6 separate regions of the Mus musculus genome follow, and regions 2, 3, 4, 5 and 6 are each linked to region 1. Evidence: chromatin loops called from intact Hi-C (ENCODE). Cell type or tissue: heart. All regions are shown on one strand.

Region 1 (5,000 bases):
AATCTTAAGTTCTCTTTAAGGCCTGACTTTGTTTACAGGGAAATTAGATACTAAGGATCAAGTGTGTCTGTGCTTAGGGGTCTGGGTTTGGGGCGGCATCAATTGGGAGTGCTTCGAATTCCCACCGTGCCCCCTCCGGTCTTTATGAGCCTGTAGCTTGCCTAACCTCTCTGAGCCTTGTTTTTTTCCCAGGGTTCCCTCAGGTCGTCTATATTCAAGTATCCAGAACTGCTTTGCTCCAGGATGTGTGTAGCTCTGGACCCTGGGTCTAGCACTCAGCAGGCATGTTTGCAGAGAGAAATAAGACACACCCTTGCCTTTCAGCAAAGCCCATTGATTTTATTTTATTTTTTTTAAACACCTGGCTATCTTCCTGACAGTGACTTTACTCAAATGTGAAGTTTTCTTTTGTTGTTTTTGTTTTTTGGTTTTTGGTTTTTCGAGACAGAGTTTCTCTGTATGTCCTGGAACTCACTTTGTAGACCAGGCTGGCCTCGAACTCAGAAATCTGCCTGCCTCTGCCTCCTGAGTGCTGGGATTAAAGGTATGCACCACCACACCCGGCGTGAAGGATTTTTTTTTTTTGCTTTAGGCAGGAGACTGTCTTATGAAAAGCAGCTGATAAAGGAATGGTTTAACCAGAGTTGGAGACTCTGCTGCTCAGAGGCACCTAGGAGCTGACGCTGCTTCAGGACTGGCAGGGGCATTTACCCAACACACAGGTAAATCTTATCACCAGGGAGATGGGGACCACCACTCCCTACCCCAGAGTCTGCTTATGATGGTCCACCCCCACCCTCACCCCCTGCTCCATTCCTCAGCTCTACAGTGTGGCTTAAAGTCACTGAAATAAGGATGCAGGGAGGAGCTGGTCTATCTGAGAATAGTTTCGTAAATCACAGAAACCGCAGTAAGGACCTCACAGGATTTGGGGCCATAATCACCCCATTAAACTGCCACTCTTCCCTACTGCCAGGGGCCTGCTTAAATAAAGGCCCGATCAGGAGTCTCTCCAGCCAGTCTTTACCTCTCCTATAGTCTTTCCTTCACCATGTCTAAACTGATTAATTTCTCCACAGTTGCTCACAAGTGCACTGCCAGGTTTCTTTGGGGGTTCTTGGTCCCAAACCTTAGCATCTTTGACTCATCGATTCTATTCATCCTCATGTAGCACCGAGTCATGAGATCATAGGGTAGTCTCTCACATACAATTGGACAGAATTATAGGCCGGCCTACGACTTAACAATATAGACCAGGCTGGCTTCAACCCCACAGAGGACCAGAGTCTCTGCTGCAGGCATTAAAGGCATGTGACATCGCGCCCAACCATTTTCTTTTTCTTTTTTTTTTTAACAGAGATTTCATATGAGAATGTTAACAACCATGCTTGAAGCTTAAGCACAGCTGACCTTTGAGAGTCACCTCCTACTCTTGCCGGCTGTAAACAGTAATTTGCTGCGATTATGAACCTTGTGCACAGTCAAAACAAATACGTTACCTTCCGCATGACCTTCTTAGAGTAAGGAGGCCTTTTATGACCTATTTTTCTTTAACCACCCTATGATCCTCTCCAATGTGTCTGAGACACCATCTCCTACAATCTCATTCCCATTAGAGGGGACAAAAAAAAATGACAAAAATGTCCCTTACAAACACAATGCATACAGCCAGGTAGATGATGCCCCAGGTAAAGGCACTTGCCGCCAAGCCCTGTGGCATGAGCGAGTTTGATCGCCCAGAATCACACATGGTCAGAGAGAACCAGTTCCTGCAGATTGTTCCCTGACCTTCTCAAGTGTACCGTGACAGACGTATACCCCAATAAATAAAAACAATTATGAATGAAACCCTGTGAACAATGACTTAAGAAACCACCACCACCTCCCTATATAATTAGTGTGTTAAGATGGTCACGTGCACCTGACCCTTCTGTGAATCCTGTCTTGAGTATGCACTCTCTCTCTCTCATGAGCATCTTTCTTCTCTAACACACATGCTTAAATCTAGTTTATTTAGCCTTTAAAATGATTTGTTTTTATTTATGTGTACATGTATGTGTATATGCATATGAATGCATGTATTTTTAGAAACCGGAGTGCTGGCTCCCTTGGGACTGGAGATACAGGCAGTTGTGAGCCATCTGATACAGATGCTGGGACCTGAACTCAGTTCCTCTGCAAGAACAGTAAGCAATCTTAACTGCTGAGCCATCTTTCCAGCCCCCCTGAATCTACTTTAAAATCTTTTTCTTATTACACTCTAACTTTGATCCATATTGAATCCTGAACTTTTTTTTTTCCGCCTGTGGCATAGCCAAAAATCCTGGCTCCACCAGAGTGGAGGTTTCTCCAAAGTCACGCCTAGGGCTACATCCCTGCTTCCTCCACAGCAGCCTCAAAGCCCAGTTATTCTATGAAAGTTGTGTGACAAGATCAGCTTGCATGTTGTAGGGCTACCGTTCTTGATTGTTGGTATGTAAGAAGAGAAAGGCTACGGGATTTGATGGGCCTGGAACCTAATCCAGATGCAGACATCTGGGCCGACTGCACCAAGTAAACCGGGGGAGCAGCAGGGGTGTTACCTGGATTAAGCTAGCTTCCCTCTGGAGGGGAGGACTGACCTCCCTCGGGAACCCAAGTGCAGCCAGGTACTATGCAAGGTCAAGTTATAACAGCGACACCATGTGGCAATCAGGAAGCAAGGCAGTTAGACAAGCTCCTCTGTAGGTGAGGAACCTACCCTAGGGGACATGTAGGCCCCTAGTTCTCCTCTAATTCAAATAGGGAGATGGTTCTTAACGCAAAACAGGGACTTTCTCCCACTGATGCAGATATTTAATGCTCCAAGTCTGTGTCCTTGTTTGTGCTGTGGAGATAAACCTGGGTAGAGAGGCAATCCTTGGTAAGATTAATTTGTACCTTTCTCCTTGTACATTCTCTCTCCATATTTGTTGAGAACTGGCTCTGGGGCCCCCTAAATCAACAGGTGTTTGAGTTCCCGAGGCACAAGATCCACAATGAATTCTCCCAATACCTTAAATCAGCTTAATTCCTTTTAAAATCTGTCTGGTTGTGGTTTTTGGAAACAATGTCTGGCTACAGAGTCCTAGCCTGCAGAGAACAATCAGTTGTAACCCATACCAGTCTCTCACTCGTGGTAGTCCTTCTGCCTCTGCTCCAAGTGCTGAGCTCCCACAGTAAATACTCCACTGTGCCTGGCTAGACTACTTATAGCTAACAGGGTGAAAATAGATGATACACTGTGCTGTTTAGGAATAATTTTTAAGTCTGTATATGTTCATTACAAGTGCATTTACCCCTGTCCATGGTGGGTTGAATCCACAGACGCAGAGCCTCAAAGGATAAGGATAAAGAGGACAACTGTTTTCCTCCCACACCTCAGCTGCCACAGGCCTTTCTGCACTTCCTGTCTCTGGAGCTTTTGCAAGTAGAAAATAGTCTGAAGTTCATGACTAGTCCTAGCCCCTGTAAAAGCCTGAATCCTTTCAGAGTAGATGCTGATTGTCCCACTGGGCCACTGGAGACTGCAGGCGAATTTGAAGATGAAAGAGCAGAGAAAAGTCCTGGAGCGGGGTTGGGGTAGGGTGGGTGGAGGTATGTGTCAGGGGAATATGGTAAGGAATCCCTTCTCCTGCTTCCTGACTGTATTCTCGGGCTCAGAGGTGAGTGAGCATTGAGGAACAGCCCCAAGGGAATGGTCCTGTGGCAAAGGTTACAGGGAGGCGGCATGGTCCTGTGGTCCATGGATAGCGTGCCTGGACCAGCATGGTCCTGTGGTCCATGGATAGCGTGGCTGGGTCTCTTGGTGGTGGAATAGGAGAGAGGAGGTCAGATGACAGCCTCAGTACACCAGGCTTTAGAGAAGCATGTCAAGTATGAAATGGTGGCTCACATCTTGAATCCCAACACTCAAGAGGCAGAGGCAGGTAGAACTCTGTGAGTTCCAGGCCAGCCTGGTCTAGGACTACCAAGTCTATGTAGTAAGAGACCTTATCTCAAAATATAATAAAATAAAATACATAAAAAAATAGAACAGGACAGCAGTTGTGGGAATTCCCATCAGCCTGGCAGGGTTCAAGACTCAGAATCAGAGCTGAATTGGTTCAAAGAAAGCAGAATTTTATTTTGTATGTGTAGCTCATGTGGCCTGGTGTCTGGCGCCCATCTGCAAGTGAGTGTTAGATGCTATTGTTATCCTTCTGAGCGATGCCAGGCTGGTCTGACTCACACAGGAGCCTTCCCCCATCTTGCCTCCTACAAACATCCTGACTGCATGGTGGATACGGTGAGTGCCTGGAGAGCAGGGGCAGGGGAGCTTTGGAGGGAATTTGGCTCTGCACTGGACAAGCGCTCACTTACTGCGGACCACCCTGTTTTCAGCTATGAACAGGAGTTTGCATTTTCCTAGATGCTGTGTAGTTCAAGCGCCCAAGAGAGACAGTTCTTCAAGAGTAAATGATAATTGACTAAAGCTGAGGAGCAATCAACTAAAGAGCTTTGAGCTGCTGTTACTCATCAATCCATGTGTGACACAAGCTGGGGACAAGTCCTCCGATCTCCTAAGAGACCCCAAGACTCTCTGAGGATGAGGTGGGGAGAGCTGGACTTTTAGACTCAGCCAACGGTAGGTTCTCTCATGTGGGATTCCAGAAACAATAATTCTAGTAGTCGCACGGCATTGGAGCCAACTGAGAAGTCTAGTTAGATCCGGATACTAAAAGCTTTGTCCTGTTACTTAGACAAACATAAATCAGGTGATAGAGATCTGAGGAGACAAGGAGTCTTCCTTGTTGAGACTACAAAGGTCATAGTTGCAATTCAAAGTTTCACTCCTGTGCCTGGCCTAGAGCTGCATGCCCTAATCCCAGCTCTCCTGAAGTAGAGGCAAGTGAATTTTTCAGTTCCAGGCCAGCCTGGCCTAGAGGTAGAATTCCAGGCCAACCAAGACCACATAGTGAGACCCTATCTCAAAATCAAAC
Region 2 (5,000 bases), 70 kb after region 1:
TGTTGATTTGTTTGCCAGTTGAAATGCATGGAAGAATCTCACCAAGAAGCAACGGAGAAGGAAGTGGAGAGGATCTTGGGATTGTTGCAGACATACTTTCGAGAAGACCGTAAGTATGGCGTCACGCTCAAAAGTACCACCAATGGTGTTTAGCGGGCTTGTCACTTCCTACAAGGTGGTTTTATTTAAAAGGCATTTTCAGTTGCATATATTTGAGTTATTGTGACTCTTTCCTGTGTTTCTTTTTTAAAGGAGTTATTGCCCAGGCTGGCCCGGAACTCAGTAGTTTAGGCTGGCCTCAGACTCATGGGTGTCTGCCTGCCTTCACCTCCCGAGTGCAGGAATTAAAGGCAGAAGATACACCTGTCTCACTTCCTTTTTTTTTAATCAAACATATTTTATGAGGCTTTTCCTCCTAAATACCTCATGTGATGTTGATAAAATAACTTAAAAAGTGTTTTAGGTTACTTTTTTTTTTTTTAAAGAAAAATTTGTTATTTTTATTTTATGTGTATGGGTGTTTTGCTTGCCTATATGTCTGTGTACAGCACACATGCCAGGCCCTGTGTTCTTAACCTCGGAGGCATGTGGCCAGCCCCCATAAAAGTATCTCCTCCCTTGTATTCCTCATGTTGGTCACTTGTCAAACGGGTGCCTGCTTTAACAGTGTTTCCTGTTTATTTCATGTAAATATACATGTCAGGTTGGGGGGGAGGGGTACTTTTTCTTTTTTCCAAGCTAATCAATCAATCGATCGAACGATCGATTGATCAATCAATCCTGATATACACTTTCTGAGGTGTGGCTTTTCCCTGTAGACGTCGTTTGACATCCTACAACTTGCCCTTATTCTTTTCAGGGTTTCCCATGGGATGGCTATATCATAAACATAGTTAATAATCCTTATCACTGGAAAGGTTCTTTGTTGCATTTTCCTGCCGTACAAAGACTGCTGAAGTGGGTCTTTGTTTGAGCCACTAATTGCTGAGGGTGGCTGCCAGATCAGTTATCTGTATTTTAGTAGAAATGCCAAACTGACCTTCAGAATGGTCTATACCCCACAGCAGGAGGCCTGCGTGTTCCTTCTTGTTGCTAGTTAACATTAGGGCATAGACCTTGTTCTGAAATAATAGTTTTGTGTGTGTGTGTGTGTGTGTGTGATTTGAAGATTGTCTTTTTCTTTTTTTCTACAGCTGATACTCCAATGTCATTTTTTGATTTTGTGGTTGATCCACATTCTTTCCCCCGTACAGTGGAAAACATCTTTCATGTTTCCTTCATCATACGGGTAAGGTTTTAGGTTTCTCTAACATCTTGTGTGTTTTAAAAATGATACACCACTGAGAGAGGTATTTGTCCATTATAGCAGAATATTAATTGGTATGTTGGGTAAACTAAAATTTATGGGTTGCTTTTAGTTTTTAAAAATCACAAGGTAATCATTACTAATTTGAAATTGGAAATTTTCACAACTACTGAAGCAGGCCAGTTAAATTAGAGTGTGACGTTACCTTCTGGCAGTGTAAGGTGTATATGGAGCAAAAATGAATTTCAGGTTTAGATTAGGTCCCAATTCCAAAACACCTCATTGTATCTATGCAGAGAGTCCCAAATTCTTCTAAATTTGAAATACTTCTAGTTCTAAGGATAATGGTAAAGCTTGAAAAAGAAATGATTGCAATGTGGTAACGTTCCTGAAGTTTTCATGCTATATAAAAACAAGCTTGCCGGGCGGTGATGGCGCACGTCTTTAGTCTCAGCTCTCGGGAGGCAGAGGCAGGCAGATCTCTGTGAGTTCAAGGCCAGTCTGGTCTACAGAGTGCGTTCCAGGACAGGCAGGGCTACACAGAGTAACCCTGTCACAGGGTAGGGTGACACAAAGAAAAAACTTATTCCAAAGAAACAAGAGACCAAAGAAGCAGGAGAAGGAGACAGCCTCACACCTCTCACGTAATACTAGTAATGATATAGAAAGGAAGTGATAAAGTTAACGTGGCCAAAAAGCTGGAGCGCGTGGATAAAGGCTGGGGGGGGGTGGCTTTACAGTAGTTTGTAGCTCGTTAAGTATGGGACATGTACACAGCATTAAATCAGACCCCTTTCAGTGTGCTAAGGATATTTGAATTGAGATTCAAGCCTTACATTATGTTGCATTCCGGAACATGTAAGATAAATTTGGTTTTTAAATTTAGACAAAAGCTTCTATTTATCCATGTACTCTCTCAAACAATAGAGGCATGTTTGCCAGTGGTCCCAGTGACAGAATAATGCATGTTAAAATGTGGAGTATATGTGATAGAATGCATAAATCAGTTAGAGAGGAAGATGGCTGCCCTGAGGGTTTCTCGGGAGAGAGGACTGGTGAGTTGGCACAGCGGATGAAGTCTCTCTCAGGGTCCACATGGTCCATCAACGTCACAGGTTGTCCTCTGATTTCCCAGTGTACCATAGTGTCGCTCCATTCCTCCAAGGAATAGTATAGTAATAATTGTAATAAAGTCAGTGTGGACTCTGTAAAAGTCTGGTAAAAGTCAGTTAGAAACATCAGCAATAATAGTCCTTGTAGGGTAATATGAGAAAAGACTTGTCTGTGACTTAGGGTACATTTTGGCTGCCTGAAGTAGAGCTTTTCCTAACTGATGAAGAATTTTCATGCAGTAGATTTTGCTGCTTGCCTCAAACCATGTTTTTGTTTCAGGATGGTTTTGCAAGAATAAGACTTGACCAAGACCGACTGCCAATAATAGGTAAATTATACTGTGTTCATAGAAATCAGTTTTAGAAAATATTAGAGTTGGGGCTGGAGAGAAAGCTCAGCGGGTAAGAGCACTGGTTACTCTTCCAGAGGTCCTGAGTTCAGTTTCCCAGAAACCACACGGTGACTCACAAACATCTGTAGTGGGATCTGGTGCCCTCTTCTGGTGTGTCTGAGGACAGCTATAATGTACTCACATAAACAAATAAATCTTTTAAAAAGTCCAAAAAAAATAGACTTTATGAAATCCATTTTGTTTTGCTAAATGTAAGGTCTTTTTCTGTTTTTCTTCTTTTCTTCTTTCCTCCCCCCAACCCCGCAAATAGCCCAGGCTAGCCTGAAATTTGTTTTGTAGTCTAGGCTGGCCTTAAACTTTCAGTCTTCTTAGTGCTGGGATTAAAAGCTTCTGGTTTTTTGTTATGTTTTTGTTTTGTGTTTTTTTGTTTGTTTTGAGACAGGGTCTGTATCCATAACCCTGGCTGTCCAGGAAGTTACTACATAAACCAGTCAGACCTGGTACACTGTGATCTGCCTGCCTCTGTCTCCCAAGAGTGGGGAAGGAAGGCTTGTGCCACTACAAAAATTTTATTTTCTTGTTTTTTAAACCAAAGAAGTTCTGCTACTGAGATGGTCTCACAATGTGTCCCTGGCTAGCCTAGAACTTCTGTGTAGAACACACTAGCTTTAAACTCAAAGAGATCCACTTGTTTATGTCTTCTGGGTATTTGGATCAAAAGCATGGGCCATCATGCCTGGTAAATTCCCATTTTAATAAAATTGATGTAAACAAAATGTATCTGTCCTAGTTAACTGAAAATTCTGAAAATAGGATGGTTTTAAAACCTGGGCAGTGGTGGTGCACGCCTTTATTGCCAGCACTTGGGAGGCAGAGGCAGGCGGATTTCTGAGTTTGAGGCCAGCCTGGTCTACAGAGCGAGTTCCAGGACAGCAAGCGCTACCCAGAAAAACCATCTTGAAAAAAAAAAAGATTAACAAAATGATAAATCCCCCTAACTTTTTTTTTTAAGTTTTATTTATTATTATACATAAGTACGCTGTAGCTGTCTTCAGATGCACCAGAAGAGGGCATCAGATCTCATTATGGATGGTTGTGAGCCACCATGTGGTTGCTGGGATTTGAACTCAGGACCTTTGGAAGAGCAGTCGGTGCTCTTAACCATTGAGCCATCTCTCCAGCCCCCCCCCCCCCCAACTTTTACTGTTTGTAACTTTTGTAGCTTCCTTCTTTCTGACCACCACTGTCCATGTGGCCAAAGCCTTCCCTCCGAGGTTCTGTTCTCTCTTGCTCTTATCTGCATACAATCTCTCTCACTCATGCCCTTCTGAAGTCCCTTATGGAGAACTAAGGACTTCCAATGCAGTTATTTGTTCCATGCGCTTGGCTTCCTCTTGGACTCACTAAGGTTTAGCTAAGTGGCTAGTGCACAGATAAGCTAAACGTTCAGAAAAAGACCCCATGATCAGTGTGGGAATCAGCGGGGTTACTTGCTCCGCTACTCAACTGCTTGTAGTACGTGATATCTAGGCAGCACATACAAGTATCTTCTCAGTACAAGCTTCAATCCTATGATCGTTTGCTGTTCAAGTTACCTGTTCTGACTGATAATGTTTGAAATCTTTGTCTTTTAAACAGAGCCAGTGATTAATGAAGAAAGTGAGGGAATTGACCACAACATTCAAATTAGGAGTCAAGGAATTATAGCTCTGAGTTACCATGACTGGGAGGTAAGGCCCTGCAGGCCCTGCGGGTCACCCCAGGGCGGTTCTGACCTGGTCCTCCTTCCCTACGAATGTTCCCACTGCCTAAGTGTTCGTCGTTTCTGAGCAGGAGATTGTGAAGACCTTTGAGATTTCGGAGCCTGTGATCCCGCTGAGTCAGAGCCAGCAGCGGCTCAGTGCCTGATGCCAGCAGCGGAAGGTACCGTTTCCCACACGACAGACAGCCACACAGTTGGATTAAAGTTGTATTAGGCAACCCCGAGCCTTAGTAGTTCCTCCTGCCCAGGCCATCTGGGGTTTGTCTCCCTCTAGCGTCCGGTTCCTGAACTGTAACTGGTAAAGGCAGGCAGGAGCGGGAGGCCAGCTACCGTGACCATGGTGTTCCTGAGCTCTATAGATGAAAAAGCAGCGGGGGGGGGGGGGGGGGGGGGGGATGATTGTTCGTGGGCTTGTTTTCACTAATTGAGTACATGAAATATGGAGACTTCTCCAGTGTTGTGATGGC
Region 3 (5,000 bases), 130 kb before region 1:
TTCATTCTGAGCTTCATTCTGTGTGAAGGCATGTGCATATGAATATTCGTGTGTGTGAATATGGATGTGTGTACAGCATAGTGTGTACATGGGTGTCAAAGGACAAGCTTAGTTGTCATCCCATGTCTTCCACTTGTTTGAGGTGGGTTTTTTTTGTTTTGTTTCTTTAGATGAAAAATGACTCTCCTGTCTCTGCCCCCATCTCTCTGCTGGAGTACTGTGATGCTTGTCCTGCGCATGCGCATCCGGCTTTTACAGGGGTTCTTGGAATTTGACCCCAGGTCCTCATACTGGCATAGCAAACACTTCGACCCACTGCGTCATCTCCTTAAGCTTTCCCCATTTGCTGAATTTTTGCAGAAACAATTGTCAGAAAGTTTAGTGAACTGTCTTAGTTCATGACCAACACACTGCCAGATCAAATGTGTTTCAATTCTCAATACAAGCCCAAGCTGGCTTCTAAATGTCTGTCTGTCTGTCTGTCTGTCTGTCTCTCTCTTTCTGGTGTTTAGAAGGTTCTTATCTAGCTCAAGAGAGGTGAGCCAGCAGGGAACTGGAGATGCTATCCAAGTGGCTTTTTTCCCTCCTCAGGCCCCTCCCTATGCAGGTGGCAGCTGCTGTTTACCTGCCCTGGCCTTGCATTTCTTTGATCTCAAACCCATCTTCAGCTCCTATGATCCTCATAGTAGTGTGGAGACACGGAAGGGAACTAGTTGTTGCTTTCAGTAAGCACACAGCCCAGTAATGAACACGAAATGCACAAACTTCTTCATCATGATCTTAAGAGGCCCCAGATCAAGCATTAAGGGAAAGGAGTAGATATCCAGGCAAAGGCTGAGACAGGCAAAGGTGGGGAAGGAGGGTGAACTTCTGGTTCTCCCGTCTCTACCTTCTAGACGGCTGGGAGTGTAGATGTGTGCCACTAGTTGTTAATGTAGTAGAGAATGTTTATGCACGATGCACTCTGCCAAGTGAGAACATTCTAGCCCTAAGATATATGACTCATTCAAACCCAACAATCAGAGAGAAAGCAGAAACTGAATACACAGCATAAAGGTAGACACCAAGATAAGACAAGTGCCTGGGACCTTCCAAATGCAATCAAGTTCTCAATAGCAAGCAGGGGTGGGGGAGGGGGTGTAAGCCTCTGGTTCCAGGCTTGATTAAAATGGGTGGTCATATTGGCTACCCATCCTGAGGGGGACATGAACAAGGTTGGTACCAGAAGACCCAGAGGTGGGGTGACCTACAGTCAAAGATCAGTGTGAAAGATGTCCCTTTGGAGCAGCAATGCCTTTCAAAGCTACAGAAGGTATCCAAAGCCATACAGCCAAGAACAAGCAAGTGAGGGTTCAGGATCTGGGCTAGAGGGTTCTAGTCTGGTTCTCAGCAGGCATCAGAGGGTCAAGGGACAGGTGCTCTCAAGCCATAGCTTTGCATACAGTGGGAGGCGTGCAGACTGTCACACGGGTAATGGTTACCTGGCTGGCAAGTACCTTTTCTGGCTCTTTGCCCCCTAGGGACAGTATTCTCCAAGGCAAGGTGTGGGTCTGGCTGGCCACCGAGTTGCTTACCCTCTGAGGGTGAATTGAATTTGGTCTCATTTACAAAGTTAGACAGGTCCGAGGGCTGAGGGAAGTCCTGTTTGTCAGCATCCAAGTCCACCGTCATACACGTCCACTTCTGGCTAGTGACTGCCAGCTTCTCCTCATCTGTGGCGTGGACCACTGTAGAGATGGCTGAGGGTGCTTCCGGCGTGGCAGCTGGAGTGGGGTCCTGTGAGGAGATGAAGCAGCCTTTTCTTTCACCCAGTCTCCTGATCGGAAGCCATGCCCCACAAGCCAGGGAAACCCCTCCGTCTGTTCCCTGGGGACTCTGATCCACGGGGCCTCTCAAGGAAACCCCTTCTCTCCTCTATGGATCTCCTTTACTGATGGTTGATTTCAGGGAGTGACCATGGGCTATCAAGATTAGCTAATTAGGGATGGGGAATAAAAAAAAAATTAGTTAATTAAATTGTTAAGTTTTAGGCTGGAGGGATGGCTCAGAGGTTAAGAACACTGGCTGCTCTTCCAGAGGTTCTGAGTTCAACTCCCATGGTGGCTCACAACCATCTGAAATGGGATCTGATGCCCTCTACTGGTGCATCTGAAAATAGCAACAGTGTACCCAAAAATAAAATAAACAAACAAACCTTAAAAAAAAAAAAAAAGTTAATTTAAAACAAACAAACAAACAAAAAAAAAAAACCTGGACATGGTGACTCCTATCTGTAATCCTAGCATTTGAGAAGCCGAGGCAGGAGGACAGTTGGGACTGTGAGACTAGGCTGGGCTATAGCGTAGGACTCTTTGTGCAAGGTCTAGAGATGTGGCTCCATGGTATGGTGCTTACCTTGTGGGGGGCACAGCCCTAGGTTCAATTCCCAGCAGCAGCACCACCACCAAACCTCATATAGTAGTTCACACCTGTGATCTCAATACTAAGAGACTGAGGCTAGCCTGGGCTATGTAGTAAGTACCAGGCCAGTCAGAGCTACAGTGAGACCCTGTCTCAAAACAATAAGTCTCTACACTTGGTTGTCGGAGACAGCCCAGTTAAACTGTAGTACCAGCAACACTAACAGTCATCACTCCAGTCCTTTTGAAGAGAGAAGGGGGTTTTACTGCCATTGTACAGGGCAGAGAGAACTCAGCAAGAGCTACGATTGGACCTCAAGTCTCCAATGCCTGGAGCTAAGGTCCTAGTTCCACCTGGTCAACAACTGAAGCTGGTCTGGATCTGAAGAGCAACTTGTCTTATCACCCAGAATGGCAGCAAGCCTGCCTGAGGATTGCCTTCCTTGGTCTATAGAGAGTTGAAGACATGGCATGAGCTTGTTAGAAACACAGCTAAGAGGGAAAGATTTATTTTATATGTGTAAGTGGTGTGGGGGTGTGTGTGCGCGCGCGTGGTACCCACAGAGGCCAAGAGAGGGTGTTAGAACCTTTGTACAGACAGTTGTGAACCACCATGTGGGTGCTGGGAGCGTGTGCCTGGCATGTATGCACACACAAGCAGCATTAACCTCCCTGCTCAGCAGTGTAATACTGTGTAATACAGTGTAATACTGTGTAATACAGTGTAATACAGTGTAAGGGGTCATGGGAATGCTGTACCTGAGAAGGCGGGTCAGACAGAGGAGACCGCTTTGGAGACTTCTTCACCCTAAACGTGTCACTGTAAATAAAATGGGGTCACAGGTCATTCCAAAGCACCCAGTAACTTCCTACCCCACCCCCACCCCCCACCTACCAAACCCCAGCTAAAGGGAACCCATTCTGACTTTCTAACGTTAGCCCCCAAAGGGAAGACCCACCAAGCTGGAGACCTTTAAAGACAAGCCATTTTGGAGAGCTGACCCAGAAAAAAAAAATGCAGCTAAATTTAACTAACCGTTCTTCTTTTTATAAAAGCAAAGTCGTGGTGAGGAGACTTCTTTCTGAGCCAGCTACGGCTGGGGGAGGGCTGTAGGCTTATGACACTAATTAACAGGATCCAATTTGCACATGTGCAACGAGACACAGCTCTTAATGAACAGCCAGAGGAGCCCACACGGAAACAGAAAAGTTCTGGATCCTGTGGGGATCCTGTGAGCCCTTTGTACTCACAGGAACACAGAGCACAATGGGTCCTTCTGCTCTGCAAGTCTCTGGGTAGGATTCTGACTGGAGGCAGAGATGAGGAGGGCGGTAGTTTATGTCTTTTCCCTGGCTATGGTTAATGGACCAGATTCTCCTTCCTCCCTCCCTTCCTTTTTCTTTCTTTTGTTCTTTCATACAAGGTAATGGAGGTGGAGTGTCAGACTGGCCCCAGGAGAAAGGGATGGCTTTAGCATAAGCAGTACTATTTGGTTTAGCATAAACAGTACTATTCTGGACTAGCCTAAAAAGTACTAATTCCAGTTTAGCATAAACAGTAATATTCTGATTTAGCATAAACAGTGCTGTTTGGTCCATTAGTCACCATGCTCTTGGGGTCATTTCTATAACCAAAAATGAAGGCCTCCAACCTGCAAACTGGCCCTTCCCTTCTGGTTTACAGCCCTCCCCAGTATGGTTTTAGGACCAGGCAAAGCCAGAGCATAGGTATGGAGGAGGTGGTCCCTCCCTTTAAATCCATCACACACCTCTGTTTTCCATATTAACTGAGTAGGTACAGAAATCTGGTACCCAAGTTCCTTCCTTGTGTACTCTCAAATAAAACACTCCAACAATGGCATTTGATCATTAAAAAAAAATGACCATAAATGGTTATTTATTGCATTTATGGCATTTACCGTAAAACAGTCTAGTCCCAACATAAGGCATATATTTATTCATGCATATAAATATACAACTGTTTTATAATTGCTTGGGTAAGACAGCATTGGGAGACTCTGTGCTTTCCGGGGGAGGGGAGCTGCCCCTGTAAGGATAGGGGCAAAGCACATAGATTCAGAGCCCTGGCTAGGATACAGAGCACCAGAGGCATACAGATAGCCAGTTGCACTAATGCCTGGCAAAGCTACCCACAGATCTGACAGGTTAGCATCCAGCCTGGATGTAAGTGACCAGGAGGAGCACAACCACGCTGGCAATGGACTTCAGCCGTGGGCTCCACACTGGGTGATCCCACATTCCCTCAGACTTCTGAAAGCATGAATTTGCAAGAGTCCAGATGGTAGTACTTCACAACACGAGAACCAGCCTCGGTGGTCTCCGCCCAGGCTTCACGCAGTGCTTAATATGAAAGCATCCTGCTACTACTGTGAGCAGTCACCCACCAGCCCAACGTACAACAAAAAGGAGGGGAATGAGGAGTTAAAAAGCAATGTATGATAATGATTTAAAAAAAAAATAAATATAAATAAACCAAGCAGGGGAAGTGTTCTGTTATGGACAAGCAGGCAGCTGCTGGTAATCATGTTTCACAGGCAAGCAGTCTCATGCTGATCACAGTGTGGAGATGAAACAGAAAAG
Region 4 (5,000 bases), 88 kb before region 1:
ATGGTTAAAAAGGTGATTTGAATCTGAGTGGAGCCTCAGACCCTGCACTTCTGCCAGAGTCTGATGCTATAGTTAATGTGTCACCTCAGGGTTTTGAGGGGCTGGCTGCCTCAGATCTTCACCCTCTCCCTCAGTCCCCTCATCCCACAATCCCATGTGGCTTTAGCTTTCCCAGTCTTCCTCCTTCCTCACCTCACTGCTCTCTGAGAGGGACCAATCTGCTCACTGGGACTACACAAACCACTTACAGGCAGCCAGACTTGAAATCTAAGATAGAACCTTCAAACAAACAAAGCAGAGTGCTTCACAAACAAAAGTCCTTCGCTCGCTCGGTTTCCTCAGTTTCACCTTTATATATGGGCCTCTACAAATCCAGCTTTCACCCAAGAAATGTTCCCTCTAGATTCCTGCTGCCGTGGGCTGCAGCTGGCAGCAGGTGGGCGCCCCTGGCCTTCAACCTCGAACCCATGACATCGGCTTACAGCGGAAGCACTTCTCTGCCGCCACGCCTGCTATGTGTCTGTATCACTCGTGGGCACGAATACTCATATACACTACTATGAAAACACCACACCTGCTGGCACGTGGAAGAGCAGCTTTCTTAATGTAGTTTTCTTTTCTTTACTTTCCTTTCTTTCTTTTTTTTTTTTTTTTAACTTCAAGGTTGGGCAGAACACATCTGTAGGGGAAACACTTAGAGAAGGGGGTGCAAAGGCAAGCCATTAGAAACAACAGCCCTCAACAATTCCCCTTTCCACTTTTCTAAACTTTGGGGAACGGAGGATAGGATTTTTGTGAAGGCGCCTCATGTATCATCTTAAATTGTACTCTCAGACATTTCAGAAGCCTCAAGTGGTAAAACTGGATCAAGTGGAACAATGAAAAGGTTGGATGGGCAGCTGCCCTCTCAAGGTGGCCACGGGGCCTCTATCTTCTGTTGCCACTATCCCCCTGGGACAAACCCTTAAGGACTATTATCTAAAAGAACATGTTCCTACCAGAGTCTCTCCAGACTCAGCCCTCAGCTCCCAAGAACACAAGGCAGTAACTCAACCAGGATAGAAGACGGGGACCTTCGGGACCTGGGAACTTAATTTCCAATGGCTAATGTGCAAGTTTTCCCACCTAGGGTCACATTATCTTTTCTGGTCCCTCCGGTGCTTTGGTGTCAGATGTCACTGATTTCCAGTTCAGAGACTTTGAGAAAACAAACAAACAAAAGAGTCTGAAATTTTCTTTCCTCGAGTCCTATAAGGCAGTAGGATATTCCACACATCGAACAATACTGCACCTGAGTGGATAGGACAGCCTGGCCCTAGGTTCATACCATAAAAACTCCCAAACACAATACACCTCCATTGTAAGATACTGCGCTCTCAGGTTACGGGGATGAAGACACAGGTCGGATGCACACCTGCTCCTCAGAATGACTGGCTGTTCAAAAGGCAGAGCCTGGAAAACCATGCGGCTCAGCCCGGCATTACATCACCACATGAGTCCAGCGTGTCACTTAAGCCCAGCGAAGGGTGAAAGCCCCACACTCCCACACCTCTCATGGGGCCCAAACCCTACTCCAATACACAGACCAGGGCCTGCGAGCTTTAAAGTTACGTATCAAATACTCAAGAACGCACACTGCTCTGCCACCCCCCCACCCCGCAAGTCTCCAGAAATATTCTCCTCTTTGGAAAAGGGGAGAAGACATCCGAGGGAACTGGCAGAACCCACTTTCGACAGCAGCCTTTCTTGCTGAGTTGTGACCTGGCAGACAGACCTAGTCTATAAGCCCCATCCCTCCCGCGCCCCCAACAAGACTGGGTTTGTAATGGAGACTACCATAACAGAAAGAGCAACTGTAACAAACACTCCTCGGGAATAAAAAGCCACTTCTGAGCACATTAGCACTGTGGTTTGGAGAAAAGATCGGATTCCTGGATCGATGCATAGTCAGACTCTGCCTCAACCAATGACAAGGCTGTTTGGCTGTCTTTACTAATAATAGCAGGCGGCCTCGTCCTCGGTGTCAGCAGAAGAGAGTAGCCTGGTGATGCCTGGACTAGCCCGGCTGCACACGCACTCTGAGCTCCATGCCATCCATCTGTCCTGCCATGCAGGGAGCTAACCCAGCACTGTTTCCAGCATGTACAATACTCCTCCTAGGAGGAGGCCCTCTCTCCTTGATGCCTCCAGTTCCCTAGCAGGAAATACCAGTGGGGGCGGGGGTACAGAGGAAAAAGATGCTGATAGCGCAGAAGCCCCCACCATGCACCCTGCTGCTGAATAACCAAAACCGAATTCCAGAGGGCTATTTCTGCTCCAGAGGTATCCCAGGGCTGCAAGAAACTCGGTCCAGCTAAAACACAAAACACTACCAAGCAGCAGCCACCAGGTAAATCTTTGCAAGGCTTCCCGGGCCAGCCTAGGCTTCACGCTGCACCACATGGGGGAGAGAAGCACTAACAAAGCCGGGCAGCCTCTCCTCCCCACGGGGACTACAGGAGGCAGAGCACTGCACTTACATGGCCTCAGAAACCTCCAGGTTCAGGTCACTGGCTGGGGCTGGCTGCAGGGACTGCGACCCTCCCATCCTCGCTGAGCCCTGGCGTGCAGACTAGCCACGAGCAGGGCCAGCGTCCTGGTGCGGTTCCTCCAGCCCGGGGCGGGCCGGCCGGCGGCCGGGGCTGCTGCACTGCAGATGGGAGCAGCTGCTGGCATCCGTGGTGGCGGCGACTGGGAGCAGCGGCTCGAGGCCGGAGCCGGCCCGGGGGGCGAGCACCAAGGCAGTGTGCGCGTGCAAGTGCAGCTGGCGGGTGCGCGCCTAGGTGTGTGCGTGAGCGTGGCCGATACGCGTGGAGCTGCCCGAAAGGAGGCAGTGTGAGCCCAAGCACTGGCGAGGTCGGAAAGGATCTTCTCTTAAAGCCCCCGGTTCAGCCTCTGTGTTGGGACTTGATGATGTCACCACCACCAAGCGGCCTGACGCCTGCATCTTCACAAAGCTCCAACATCCTCCGGAAACTGCTGGGAGGGGGAGCGAAGACCCTCCCCTCTACTCACACACTAAGCCCAGCTTCCCAGCTTAGCCCAGACTGCTAGCTAGTACAGTGAGTCTTTTGAGAAGTAAATATATACTACTCAGCAGTACCTCTCTCTCTCTCTCTCTCTCTCTCTCTCTCTCTCACACACACACACACACACACACACACACATACACACACACACACACACACACACACACACACACACACACACACACCGCCCCAGAGAGCAGGGCAAGGTGGTCTATCAATTGACAAAGTTGGAAACAGGCCCCTGCTCTCTCACTCCCCCAGACTGTAGGAAGGCTACAGAACCAGAAAAACAGGCTGCAGTGGAAACTGAGGACCACACACCTGAACTTTCTCCAGACAGGAAGGCTGGGGAAGGACTAAAGTCTGTCCCAGAAGCATCGATCTGGCACAGTTCCTAGGCTTGCAGCCCACCAAGGCCAGGCTTCCAAGGATACCTTCATAGCTTAACAACTCTGCAGAGGTTGGGGCCAGCTGGAGAGAGAGCAGCACAGGGCCACCTTCAGGGACTGGGGCTGGATTCTGGTCTTTGGCCACCAGAAGAATTTTCTCTAAAGTCAAGCCCTATGCTATGCAAGCTGTGCTCCAGCGTCAGGGTCCTCCCTCATATACCAAGGATGTACAGGGGAATAATCCCCGATCCTAAACATAGGCAGGCTGGCATAGATGCTGGGGACACCCAGTGCCAGACCCCATTTCCCTGCTGGGGAGCAGCTCGGAAAGTCTCAGCAGTGGAGCTCTGGGCCTTCTCACTGGAGGCTACTTGAAAAGCATTCTATCTCCCTGTAAGTGCCTGTCACCCTAACACCCGACCACCACCTTACACATTCAATGCAATGGCTTTCTGAGCCCCGAACATTTACAGCTGGATTCAAACACCACTGCTTACAGGAAAGTGGAAAGACTCTTCTATGTTTTTACAATTCCTCAACTGGAATGACAGTTAGCTCATAAGAAGCATGTACATTATGGCCCCCCAAAAATAATAATATGAAGTAAAACCGACCGGTGCATACCATAAAATAAAATAAAGCTACGCAACACACTTTAAGATTCCTCCCGACGTACGTACTGACTGCCTTCTAAAAGTGTGGCTAAGGACGTCCGCACAGGCTGCACATCTAGAATTGCTACTTGCCTATAAGCTGCAGAGCCCGAGGGCCAGCTGACTTTCCTGGGCTCACATTTCTTCTCTGTGTCAAAAATACTACACCATCAAAATTGCTCCTCCAGATTGAGTGACACGAAATCTCCAGGAAGCACTGAGCTTTCTGTGTTTAAATAAAAACAGCAAACGATGCCGCCAGTCGTGTGGGGAAGGTAACCTTCAGCAGGGCAGCACACCTCCACGAAGGCCATCGTCACTCAAGGTCAGCACTACTGTCACCTGGTGCCAAGAACCCTGCAACTTATTTATTCAACCATAGGGAGGGGGAGGGGCTCTTTATTTAAAACAAAAACAGATCTTTTAGTTCTGTCTGCAGGTAGGGAGCCAAAAGAACCTTACATGTGTAGGAAAAGATCTTCATCAATGTTGATATGTAATCTTCCAAGGAAAGGGGCTCTCTCCCTGGGCACGTAGTATACAGAGTTCAGTTAGGTTACAACTAGGAAAAAATGGGAGAAATGAGAAGGAGGAGGGTCCTAGTTCCAGCCTGAACTAACCCCATTTTGCCCCTCACTGGCTCTATTCTGCCTCTTTAACTTTCTGCTTCGAGAATCTTCTACAAAGGCCCTGGACTGACAGATAAACATCTTCATGACAAAGGACCAACAGAGAGGACCTCTAAGCACTTGGGGCGAGGCTTGCAGGACATATCCCCCTCTCAAGGAGAAAACAGTCCATGATGGTGCAACTTTGTAAGGAACAGGGGCGAATTGCTTGGCGGGACCCAGACTGTCCCCCTCAAAGAGGGAGATGTATTAACTCATGGG
Region 5 (5,000 bases), 150 kb before region 1:
TTGGGTTATTTTTCCTTCTGTTTTCTGATAGAGCACCCTCTTGCTGTGTCTTAAGTTCAGCACATTATTACTGTGTGTCACAGTGAGGGGGAGGGGGGGTGTCACAGCCTGAATTTTACTCCAAGCCTTGAAATTTTGTGGACCCAGGGCCTTGTCAGCTGAGAGTGTGCATTAGAGCTAGCTGGAGGGCTACACAAACAGACATGGCTCCCTCCTCTCTTTTGACTCAGCAGATCGGGGTGGGGAATCTACACAAGTAACAAGCTCCCTGGATTCAGATAGAGCTGACCCAGGGCCCTGCCTGGAAAACCACTGCCCTAGGAGATGCCTATTGTCCCTCCACCCTGCCTCTATGATCCCAGGGTTCTCAGCAGCGTCCAGAAGCCACCAAGGGCAGTGGCTCTGGAGTCTGACACGCCAGCTTGGAATCCCAACTCTGCAGTGTTCTTAAACTCACTGTGCCTCCTCACCAGAACCAGAACCAGAACCAGAACCAGGGGATAGCAGTGCTTCTGGGCCATAACATTTGGAGAGGTTAAAAAAAAAGAGAATGAATACAAAGCTCTTGGTGCCCTGGGACGGCCTGGAATCTGACCTGTTATCAACAGCATCACTGCCCACAGAAGCTCTTAACATCGCCCCTGACCCAGTGGGACAGCGTCACAGTGACTCATGAAGTGCTGCCTTTTAAATAGAGAGCTTTTTAATACAAGCAATAGACTTGCTCTATCCACACTCCTAGAGGAGAGGGCACTGGCAAATTCCACTAGATGTTATTGACCGAACTTTAGCCATTTCCTTTGCTCCCAGCATGCCGTACAATGTACATTCTGGGCTGATCTGTGGTCACGTATACATTTCACCAGACAGGCTGAAGGAGCTATTTATCAAACAGAGTTCCATCTGATTTCCTGAATCTAAGATGTCGCCTAGCCCAAGCTTTCCTCTTGTCACTTTTAAAAATAGAATTGCCCGGTTCCCAGGAGAGCCAGGCAATGGCAAGTCTGCACAAATCTTCTTACTCGTGACCAACAAAGCTAGGCTCTTAAAGTCAGGAAATCAGCCTCAGCCCCCAGACAGGACAACGGGGACTCGAAACCCTGATGGGGGCTTTCTGGCGTTTGCAGGCAAACCACTATTAAATCCAATGGGGAAAGCAGCAAATACGAAAGCAAAAATAACCAAGCCAGGAAAACAAAACACAAGCAAGGGGCTGCGAGGGGTGGGCTGCGATGGGTGGGTGTCAGACGGTGGGGGTGGGGTGGGGGTAGGGAGCAGTTACTTACCAGGCTTGCCTGTTTGTTTTGCAAGCAAAGGGCAAAGAGCAACAGAAAATGGAAGCAAAACAGAGAATCAGGGCAGTTGTTAGAAAAGCAGAAACAAACAAACAAACAAACAAACAAAAAATCGCCACAATCTGGAATGCAGAAAGCGCAGAGGTTCCTTCCTGTCCTGCATTCCATGGAGCCCACTACTGAGCTTAGATAAGGCACGCTTTCTCCTGAGGAGCTGCTGAGAAGGGATGAGCAGGTGTGGCGCCTGGGTCAGAGGAACCAGGCTCTCCCTCAAAACACATGCACTCTGGTCCTAAGCTGCCAGGCTCTCAGGCCCAGGTTCGCCTTGCTGGACAGGTGGAATGAAACTGGGATGAAAACATGGAATCCAGATGAGGCCCATGGGCTTGTTTCTACATGTGAAGGGACCTACTTTCCTACGAGGCAGGCGGGTCCACCCACCTTCCCTGGGCGGTCATGTCACAGGTTGTCAACACGGAACATGAAATGTCTAGTGGCCTCACCCAGCGATCCTCCACAGCAACTGACATACAATTTTTCTGGGTTAGAAAAGCTTTGGAAAAGCGGATGAGGGAGAGGCTGGTGAGTAAGGCTCGTGACTATGCACACAGTAGGGATGTTATCCAAGAGATGATGCACTCAGCTAGGGATGCTGTAGCAGTCTCCCTGAGCCATCCTGGGGGTTCTCTTGTACACAGAAAACTGTTCAGAGTCCAAGAAAGAAATGCACCAAGCCTCTGATACCCACCCTTCTTAACTGTCCAAGATTAAAATGTTCCAACTGCGGTCAGCTGCAATTTCTCTCAGAAGCAGGAATCAGCACCTAGTAGCTTCTGTCTCACCATAATGGCAGATTCCCAGATAGGTCAGCTGGACAGGCTCTCATGCTTAGAGTCCACCAGGGGGAACTCCTGCTTCTCTGAACATCCCTAGCTGTGTGCTTGCTACAAGCTGGCTGTGGCAGCCTTCCCTCAGGCCTTTCTCCCTCAACACCACACTAGCATCTGCCAGTGTCATATCCCAAGACACAGGAGGCAACCCTGTCCACACTGAGAGAAGCCTGTTTCCTCTCCAGTTCCTTTGCCAGCTCTTAGAATGCGCAGCATGTTGAAGTTTCTATCTCATCCATAAGCTTGTGCATTTGGCTCTGATGGGATGCACCTTCCATGGGATCAATGTGGCTGAACGTAGGCCACAATTAATGCTCCCGAGAGGGCCAGCCATTCAACCATTGGCCCTCCTGCTACTGCAAAGGCCACTGAGCCGTTCATCTTGGGGTCAGCTATAGACGGGTAGGACTCAAAAGGCCAAACATTTGCTACAGGGCTCTGTAAGCTTGTACAGATCTAGGCTCTGTAAGCTTGTGCAGATCTAGGCTCAGCACAAACTTGTATGTTTACCCCACAAATCCTTAGGTAGGGAAAAAAAATCATTTTTAAAACTGATTATCATGAACCTAAGCAAATAAACAGATAGCTAGACATAAATCAACATGAAGACCAACTCCCCAAGACTATACAAGCCTGGTCTTGGACTATCTCCAAGAATGTTTCTCATTATAGAGGAGGAGGATGGGGAGGGGGAGATGGAGAGATAGATAGTAACACGAGGAAGGGAGGAATAGAGGAGAGGAGGGGGGCGGAGGAAAGGAGGAAGGAAGGAAAGATGAAGGAAGGCACACAGGTCATTGTGTGTCATTTGCTAGTATAGGGCCGTCTTTCATTGCAGGCCTAAGCAATCTTTCAGCTCTGGCACTCAGGGATGCAGTGTTCTGACGGAGGTGTCACATCTCAGGGAGAGCTGGGATTGGCTACCATGCTCTGCCAGCCGCAAGAGGAAGGGTACTGGGTAGGGAGTTGCCATGGGTTCCATCCTGGCCCTAAATCTATGTGTTAAGGCTGTATATTTAATCATGGACTCTAAACTAAGTTGGGGTTGGGGGTTTTAATTCTATGCTTCCTGCAAGCAAAATCCAACTTACTGGCCAGACTCAGACTCCTTCCCAACATGGTGGATCACCTGGTTGGGTAAATGAGGTCTGTGGAGATGCTGGGGAATTGTGAAGTTGTGACGTACATTCTCCTGGCTATCCTCAGGGTACAGCCACAAGTGCGGCTGAGATGGTCCCTGCCGAGGAACTCACTACTCTTAGAGGAACTGGCTCTGAGCCTTGTGGCTGAAACCCACCCCCATTCCCCTACCCCCTCCCCTGAGCACTCTAGTCGTGACACCCACCGATCATCTGTGCAATGGTCTTCTCATATTCGGCCACAATTTTCCTGGAAGAAAGGCAAGGAAACACTCAGCTATAGAACAGGACGGTGTTAAATCTCTGCCCACGGGGGTGGGGGGTGGGGGGTGTGGGGCGTGGGGGGGTGTTACAGTGTAACCAGGGAACAGCAGCACAAATCCGGTCAGAGCTGGGCTCACACCCTCTGCACTCATCCCTGAGCTCCATCACTAAGTTCCTTCTCCCGGCATAAAGCTCTCAGTCCACCACGCTGTCCACTATGTGAACCAACGGGCCAGAGCGCCCCCCAGAGTCTCACATCTCACTGCTCTCACGGGCTCAGCACTTTCCAGCTGGCTCACGGACATGGCGCTCAATGTGCATAGACAATTTCCCCCGATCTCAGCTCTCTCGTTCCAAGTGTAGCCTAGGGTGTTTGCTTACTTCCTTCTCTCATTTCTGCCACCCAGAATCTGTTTCTCGAGTCTAATTCAAACCTTTCCCTCCCCAGGAAGCCTTTCTCATTGCTCTTGTAGCTCCCTAACATCCTTTCCGTATCTTCTTCCAAAGCCTCCGGAAACAGGAGCTAGTCTCCTCTAATGGAGGAGACATTCCGCAAGGTCTTAGGCTGCTTCTTGTCCCCTTGCATTTTTAATGATTTATTTATTACTTTTATTTTATGTGCATTGGTGTTTCACCTGAATGTATATTTGCATGAGGGTTTTGGATCCCCTGGAATTGGAGTTTCAGACAGTTGTGAGCTGCCATATAGGTGCTGGGAATTGAACCCAGGTCCTTTGGAAGAGCAGCCAGTGCTCTTAAGTGTTGGGCTACCTCTCCAGTTCCCTCCCTTGTATTTTTAAACTCTCTCTCTCTCTCTCTCTATATATATATATATATATGTATATATATGTATGTGTATATGTATAAATAATAAAATTAATCTTGGGGAGTGGGTGTGTAAAACAGTATCTCACCATGTAACCTTTGACTGACCTAGAACTCCTTACATAGACCGGTCTAGCTCTGAACTCACAGAGATCTGCTTGCCTCTGCCTCCCAAGTGCTGAGAATAAAGGTGTGTACCAGCATTGCTTGGCAACTCCCCCAGATGAAAATATCAAGGTGTCAAGCATCCCTCTGCAAGAGCAGTCCTCTGAAGATGCAGGGTCTTTGCCCATTCAATCCAGTCACCCAGAAAGTGACACAGTGCCTTCGGGAAGATGTGCTGGTGGCCTAGAAAACAGGCCCTGACCCTCATCTAGGTGTTTTGTTTCCTACTAGAAATGTATGGAGGAATGCGAGTCTGCTGGAGTTGAAGCAGGGGGATGCAGGACACATTTATCTCACTGGATTCTTTAACTCGTGCATTGTGTTATTCTAAAAACACTCGTAGGAGATAAAGAGACACCCCAGCAGTTAGAACTTGTGCTGCTCCAGAAGACCCAGAACCCACAGTGGACAGTTCTCAAGCA
Region 6 (5,000 bases), 160 kb before region 1:
GCTCCCTCTTACAAACCCAGACACGATAATGAAGGAAATGCAATTTAAATCAATAAGCAAAAGAGGCAGAGACCAAAACCTGATATGATTTAATGAAGGAAAGGACTCAGCCATTCCCAGAAAATAACTCACAGCCACACTCGCTGCCAAGACTCAAAGAAAAAACTTTATTTACAATAGAGAATTTTATTTGAAACATGCATTCTTTTTTTTTTTTTTTCCTAAAAAACCAAACCAGCAAATGTGGATCAATTGTACACTCCTTAAGGCAAGAGTCCCGATGCATATGTTCACGTCCCATCAGATGCTGCTCGCCAAAGGCCAAGGCCAAGGCCAGCAATTTGTAGTCTATTAGAGAATCTGACAGTCTCCCTGATACAGGAACTCCGAGGTCAACTTGCTATGAATTATACTAGAAAATGCAAACGGATAGCAAGGAATCCTGGTAGGTCTCGGCACTGCATACGGTCAAACCAACCTTATTTAGAAAGAGGACACAGTAGTGCATACGGAAGTGAAAGGAGACGCTGTTCACGGAATCGGAAGGACAAACAGTTGAGCCGACGCTCGTATTGCACGCAACGGCCAAGTCCACGCACTTGGCCCAGAGTTAGCTTTTTCCCATCTTGGCGATCAGCTCGTCACAAATCTTGGTGAGTTCTTCTATCTCTTTATTCTGAAAATGAAAGACAAGAGAGGTGTTCTTGGTGTTTGAAATTGAGCCAGTTACAGGGCTGGGGCGATGACTCAGTCAGCAAAGCCCATGTGTTGCAAGCTGAAGGATCTGAACTCAGCCCCCAGAATCCCAGAATCCTTCAGATATGGGAGTGCACACCTGCAAGCCCAGTATGGGAGGGAGGCAGACAGAGGGGGATCCTCGGCTAGCCTAGTCTGCTTATTAAGTTCTAGGCCAATGACTGACCCTGTCTTAAAAGTAATCAGAGACACTGGTCAAGTATAAAGGGACCATGAGAGAGGGGAATAGCAGGGTGCAGGTCTCTCACAGGTTGAAGGCAAGTCACCCATTGCTAAAGACACCACTCATTTTGGACAATGGTCTCAGGGGACTTGAGGTGATCTAACTTGAAAGCCTCTGACCTGCTGATCTACTTCCATAGCACCAGAAAACAAGGGGGGAAGGGGAGGGAGGGGGAACTGTAGTCGGGATGTAATATATGAGAGAATATGAAAGAAAAGAAAGTGCTATGAAAGTCAGCAAGGGAGGGAACCAATCCATAGTTCTATTCATCCATGACACCTATGATCACAATGTCCAGCTTTAAAAAAAAATGTATCTAAAGGTGATGGCCACCAACAGTTCTCGGTCTGTTCCATAGGAGGGAAATCCTGCCTGGCACTGGAAACCTCACAGCTACCCAGGACTAGTGAGGTATGGACTTTAGAGAGACCCTACTAGCAACACTTTATTAAAGTAGCACAATTCCTCACTGCCTTCTAGAAGAATTAGCTTCTCCCAGGGATGAGGCTTCTGTTGGTGACTCAAAACACAGTGGTTAGCCCTGAAATAATATATGCGCAAGCAACAAGTATATAAATATACATACCAAAAAGGTTAAAAAAAAAAAAAAAGGGAAGCAAGCAAGCCACCAAGCCAGGTGTGGTGGCACATGTCTGTTTGAGGCTAGCCTGATCTACATAGTGAGTTCCAGGCCACCAGGGCTACAGTGAGACCTGCTTCAACAGCAGCAGCTACTACTACTGTCACTAGTTAATCAGTAGCAACACTGGTCTCCTTGTAGGGGAGTTCACCCAGTCTCTTGGTCTCTTCTAAAGCTATCTACAGGAATTAGAGGAAGTAACTAGAAGCAAAACAAGTTTACATCCTAGCTATGGCTGGTAAGGGTGAGCGAGTTACACAGCCACTCCGAACCTTGGACTCCCCATCTTTAAAACGTTGGTGAGAATGAAATAAGGTAAGAAACGTGCGGTCTTGTAAATACAAAAATACAGTGAGCAGAGTGCAGTGGAGGGCTAGCTAGTATAGCTTTCATCCCTGGGCTAAGTTCCATGGCTCTTACATGGCTTTCCTGACAATGGCCCGGAGTTTAGAGAAATGCTAGCGCTGTTTAGAAGATGCCCAGTAGATGGCGCAGTAAAAGGCGCAGACAGCGATGGAGAGGCAGGCCACTTCAGGGGATTCCTCTCACACAGAAGCTATTCTTTGCTCATTCCTGAAACTCACTTAAAGGCAGATACACACATGCGGCACAGGCAACTGGGTGGCCGTTCCTGTCCTGTAGGATGGGGATCCAGCTGGGAGACGTCCAGCAGATGTGGCTCTACTCTCTGAGGGCTGAGACGCCAGGAGCCCAAGGCTGCTCTTGATCATGCACAAGTGGCCAGCAGCCCTCCCTGAGGACAGAGCTCCTGCATCTCATGTTTTCCTTTGAGATGCTGAGGAAGGTTGGCCTCCACCAACCCCTTTCCTGGAACCTCCTGCATCATGTCTCGGCTCAGCCCATGGCTGTCCCTGGGTTAGGACTCCAGGACTCCACACCACAGTGCCCACCGAACAGGGAACTGTGCCTTCGTGGGAGTGGAGGGGGGTAGCCGGGTGAGGAATCACTGTCTCCTAACAGCTTGACCATGCCTACGTCCTGCCTAGGCATACTCTGAGGCTCCAGCCCACACAAGTGCTAAAATCTCTGACCACTAATTCTAGTTATTCTCACCACCACTACTGCCCCCTGCTGGCTACAAATGGTAATCTTATTTTGCTGTGAATACCACATGCCAATCACCAAGCTAACGCCTTCCGCCTTCCGGGATGCTACCCCTTTAAAAGGAGCTGCTGTTAACCCATTTTTAGTGAGGAAACAGAGGCTTGGAGAGGTTAAGCGCTATGTGTAAGAGCACACAGCCAGTCAAATAGGAACAGATGTGTCCAGCCTAGAACACAAATTCCAGTTGTGCTTGCAACCACTCAGCTTCATTCTAATGTCTATTAATGTGCAGCGACTCACGGTGGAAGCCCCACAGGCCCACTGGAGGAGATCCGTCCCTAGAGTTAACCCCAGCACCATCAGCCACTACTGGGCAAGTAGCCCCATCGCGGAGCCCAGCATCTTGCATGGACCTGCCTTGAATGTGTTTCTGAATTTCTTTAAGACAAGCCTTGTTTGTTATACATCATACTGTCCTCCAGGGCGGAACACCAAGATCAGCTCATTCCTCCGGAAGCTTAGTTAGCGAGGGAATTACCTTTGCAGATAGATTTTAATCTTTGCTATTATCCAAGGCCAAGGGACCCAATTTGTTGGCATCCATGTATTTTAATCTACCGGAAAACACAGCAACACCTTCATTTGCTGCTCTGATTGGGCCAAGGACCTTGGAAATATATATCCTGGCTCCTCCTTCAGGAACTAACACTATATGGTGATTTAAACACATGTCTGATGGAACCTATATTGTGGAAACACTGACAACTGCCCCCCCCACACACACACACAATGACTAGAGGATGTGGTCTTTATTTTAATGGAACATTCCACTTCTATAAAAATATACATAGACCCAACAGCAAACCCGTAATGGTACTCAGTAATCAATGAATGAACAAATGCTTGGCTTTGCAGCTCTGTGTCTTGTCTCCATGGTGACTGCTTTGAACAATCAGCAGAGTCCAGAAATCACTCGTAGCTACAGTAGTCGCCATATGGCAATGGTTTGCCCTTCTCTTTCTAGAACAGTTCTTGGGTCAACTGACCAGCAGCCGTTACCTTTGTTTATCCTGGAAGAACGGGGCTAAATGATTCTCCAGAGTTGTTTTTGGAAGTGGGGTGGGGTTAGTATCACACTTGACATCAGGTAAATTCTCTTATCTAAAATATTTTCAGGGCTAAAGGGGACTGAGGAAGCAAGATGGAGGACGAGGCTCACCAGGGCCATACGATTGGTAGAGTGTGTGAGCGTCTGACCAGGTTCATTGCCAGGCTTTCTCTGACAGCACCTAGCAGAGGGAGTCAACACCCACCAGGGCAAAGGAGACTGGTACTCAGCCTAGACACCCTGCCTTCTTTGGACCACCCAGAACTGGAGTGTTTCTAGGATGGCAGAGGGCTTCACTGGGGCATCCAGGGACACAGTGGGTAAGTAGTAGGGTAGGTGGGCACACTGGAAATCAGGAAACCTAGGCATAGACTGAGTGACCTTTGGAGTTTATCTGAATGTGCCTGGCTCTGCCATCGCCCATCTTCTGTCAGCGGACTGGTGGGTTCCCCACCCACTCTCCAGTAAGAATGAGAGTTGAAAAGGTTCAAGGGCAACGTCTGGCATGTTAGAAGTTGTGATGGTTTATATATGTTCGGCCAAGGGAGTGGCAAGATTAGAAGGTGTGGCCCTGTTGGAGCAGGTGTGTCACTGTGGGTGTGGGCTTTAAGACCCTCATCCTAGCTGCCTAGAAGCCAGTATTCTGCTAGCAGCTTTCAGATGAAGATGTAGAACTCCCACCTCCTCCTGCACCATGCCTACCTGGATGCTGCCATGCTCCCACCTTGATGATAATGGACTGAACCTCTGAACCTGCAAGCCAGCCCCAATTAAATGTTGTGCTTATAAGAATTGCCTTGGTCATGGTGTCTGTTCACAGCAGTAAAACCTTAACTAAGATAGTAGTGTTTAACAGATATCTGACAAATGATGTGGAGGAATGAAAAGTGGGAAATCACCATGCAGGCTGCTATTCCAGGATAAACAGAGAGGAAAACAAAAACAAAAGGCAAAACCGGATCTAACGTGGTACGGTCACCAGGCATGCGCTTATAACAGGCGCTACCCCAGCTTTGCTCCAGAGACCCTCTGCCAACCCACCAGGCTCTATTACCCTCCAGAGAGGGGCCTCACTTTGGGTGCCCAGCCCCCACCCTCTCACCTTCTGCTCCAGCGTTCTTTCCAGAGCATCCACTCGAAGCTGCTCCTTCCGCAGGCTAGCCTGGTAGGCTGCTTGCTCTTGCTGGGCCTTGCCGCGAACCTGGGCA

Evidence for each region. Hi-C counts contacts between places; a loop is a spot of excess contacts. Peaks named below come from ENCODE experiments on the same cell type or tissue, not always from the same donor. Only the 100,000 strongest peaks of a DNase experiment are listed, where the experiment ranks them.
Region 2: a loop joins it to region 1, with 2.1 times the contacts of the local background. A loop is called at or near these places in 10 of 42 quality-filtered maps.
Region 3: it touches region 1 in a loop (2.8-fold over the local background); 2 of 42 quality-filtered maps call a loop at or near these places.
Region 4: it touches region 1 in a loop (7-fold over the local background); 7 of 42 quality-filtered maps call a loop at or near these places.
Region 5: a loop joins it to region 1, with 8 times the contacts of the local background. A loop is called at or near these places in 8 of 42 quality-filtered maps.
Region 6: it touches region 1 in a loop (5-fold over the local background); 8 of 42 quality-filtered maps call a loop at or near these places.

What each region holds. Positions count from the first base shown.
Region 1 is chr7:130,602,975-130,607,974 of GRCm38, reverse strand. The region is part of intron 2 of Tacc2 (transforming, acidic coiled-coil containing protein 2); the gene reads right to left. It overlaps Gm34365 (a long non-coding RNA gene), which reads left to right. Exons shown (of 3, transcript XR_378536.3): 2 at 593-722; 3 at 1,358-1,876. Among named protein-coding and RNA genes, the nearest start is that of Gm34365, 13 kb to the left of the region's middle. In heart, a CTCF peak has its summit at 2,700 (motif pointing left); no DNase peak of the experiment used is centred here; H3K27ac peaks cover 441 bases.
Region 2 is chr7:130,533,271-130,538,270 of GRCm38, reverse strand. It overlaps Nsmce4a (NSE4 homolog A, SMC5-SMC6 complex component), which reads left to right. Exons shown (of 11, transcript NM_001162855.1): 6 at 19-109; 7 at 1,194-1,288; 8 at 2,699-2,747; 9 at 4,410-4,501; 10 at 4,605-4,694. The coding sequence ends at 4,679. Among named protein-coding and RNA genes, the nearest start is that of Nsmce4a, 12 kb to the left of the region's middle. In heart, CTCF peaks have their summits at 2,919 (motif pointing left) and 4,799; a DNase peak (open chromatin) is centred at 4,760; H3K27ac peaks cover 86 bases.
Region 3 is chr7:130,731,725-130,736,724 of GRCm38, reverse strand. It overlaps Tacc2 (transforming, acidic coiled-coil containing protein 2), which reads right to left. Exons shown (of 22, transcript NM_001004468.3): 9 at 3,159-3,219; 10 at 1,497-1,776. Among named protein-coding and RNA genes, the nearest start is that of Gm34283, 13 kb to the right of the region's middle. In heart, a CTCF peak has its summit at 2,142 (motif pointing left); no DNase peak of the experiment used is centred here.
Region 4 is chr7:130,690,507-130,695,506 of GRCm38, reverse strand. All of the region lies in intron 5 of Tacc2 (transforming, acidic coiled-coil containing protein 2), which reads right to left. Among named protein-coding and RNA genes, the nearest start is that of Gm34283, 28 kb to the left of the region's middle. In heart, CTCF peaks have their summits at 1,469 and 2,864; a DNase peak (open chromatin) is centred at 2,816; H3K4me3 peaks cover 2,859 bases; H3K27ac peaks cover 4,917 bases.
Region 5 is chr7:130,752,192-130,757,191 of GRCm38, reverse strand. Tacc2 (transforming, acidic coiled-coil containing protein 2) reads right to left here. Exons shown (of 22, transcript NM_001004468.3): 18 at 3,531-3,574. Among named protein-coding and RNA genes, the nearest start is that of Btbd16, 19 kb to the left of the region's middle. In heart, a CTCF peak has its summit at 2,201 (motif pointing right); no DNase peak of the experiment used is centred here; H3K4me3 peaks cover 351 bases; H3K27ac peaks cover 2,229 bases.
Region 6 is chr7:130,759,930-130,764,929 of GRCm38, reverse strand. Tacc2 (transforming, acidic coiled-coil containing protein 2) reads right to left here. Exons shown (of 22, transcript NM_001004468.3): 21 at 4,895-5,000; 22 at 44-676. The coding sequence ends at 611. Among named protein-coding and RNA genes, the nearest start is that of Btbd16, 12 kb to the left of the region's middle. In heart, CTCF peaks have their summits at 2,086 (motif pointing right) and 2,718 (motif pointing left); DNase peaks (open chromatin) are centred at 2,099 and 2,359; H3K27ac peaks cover 447 bases.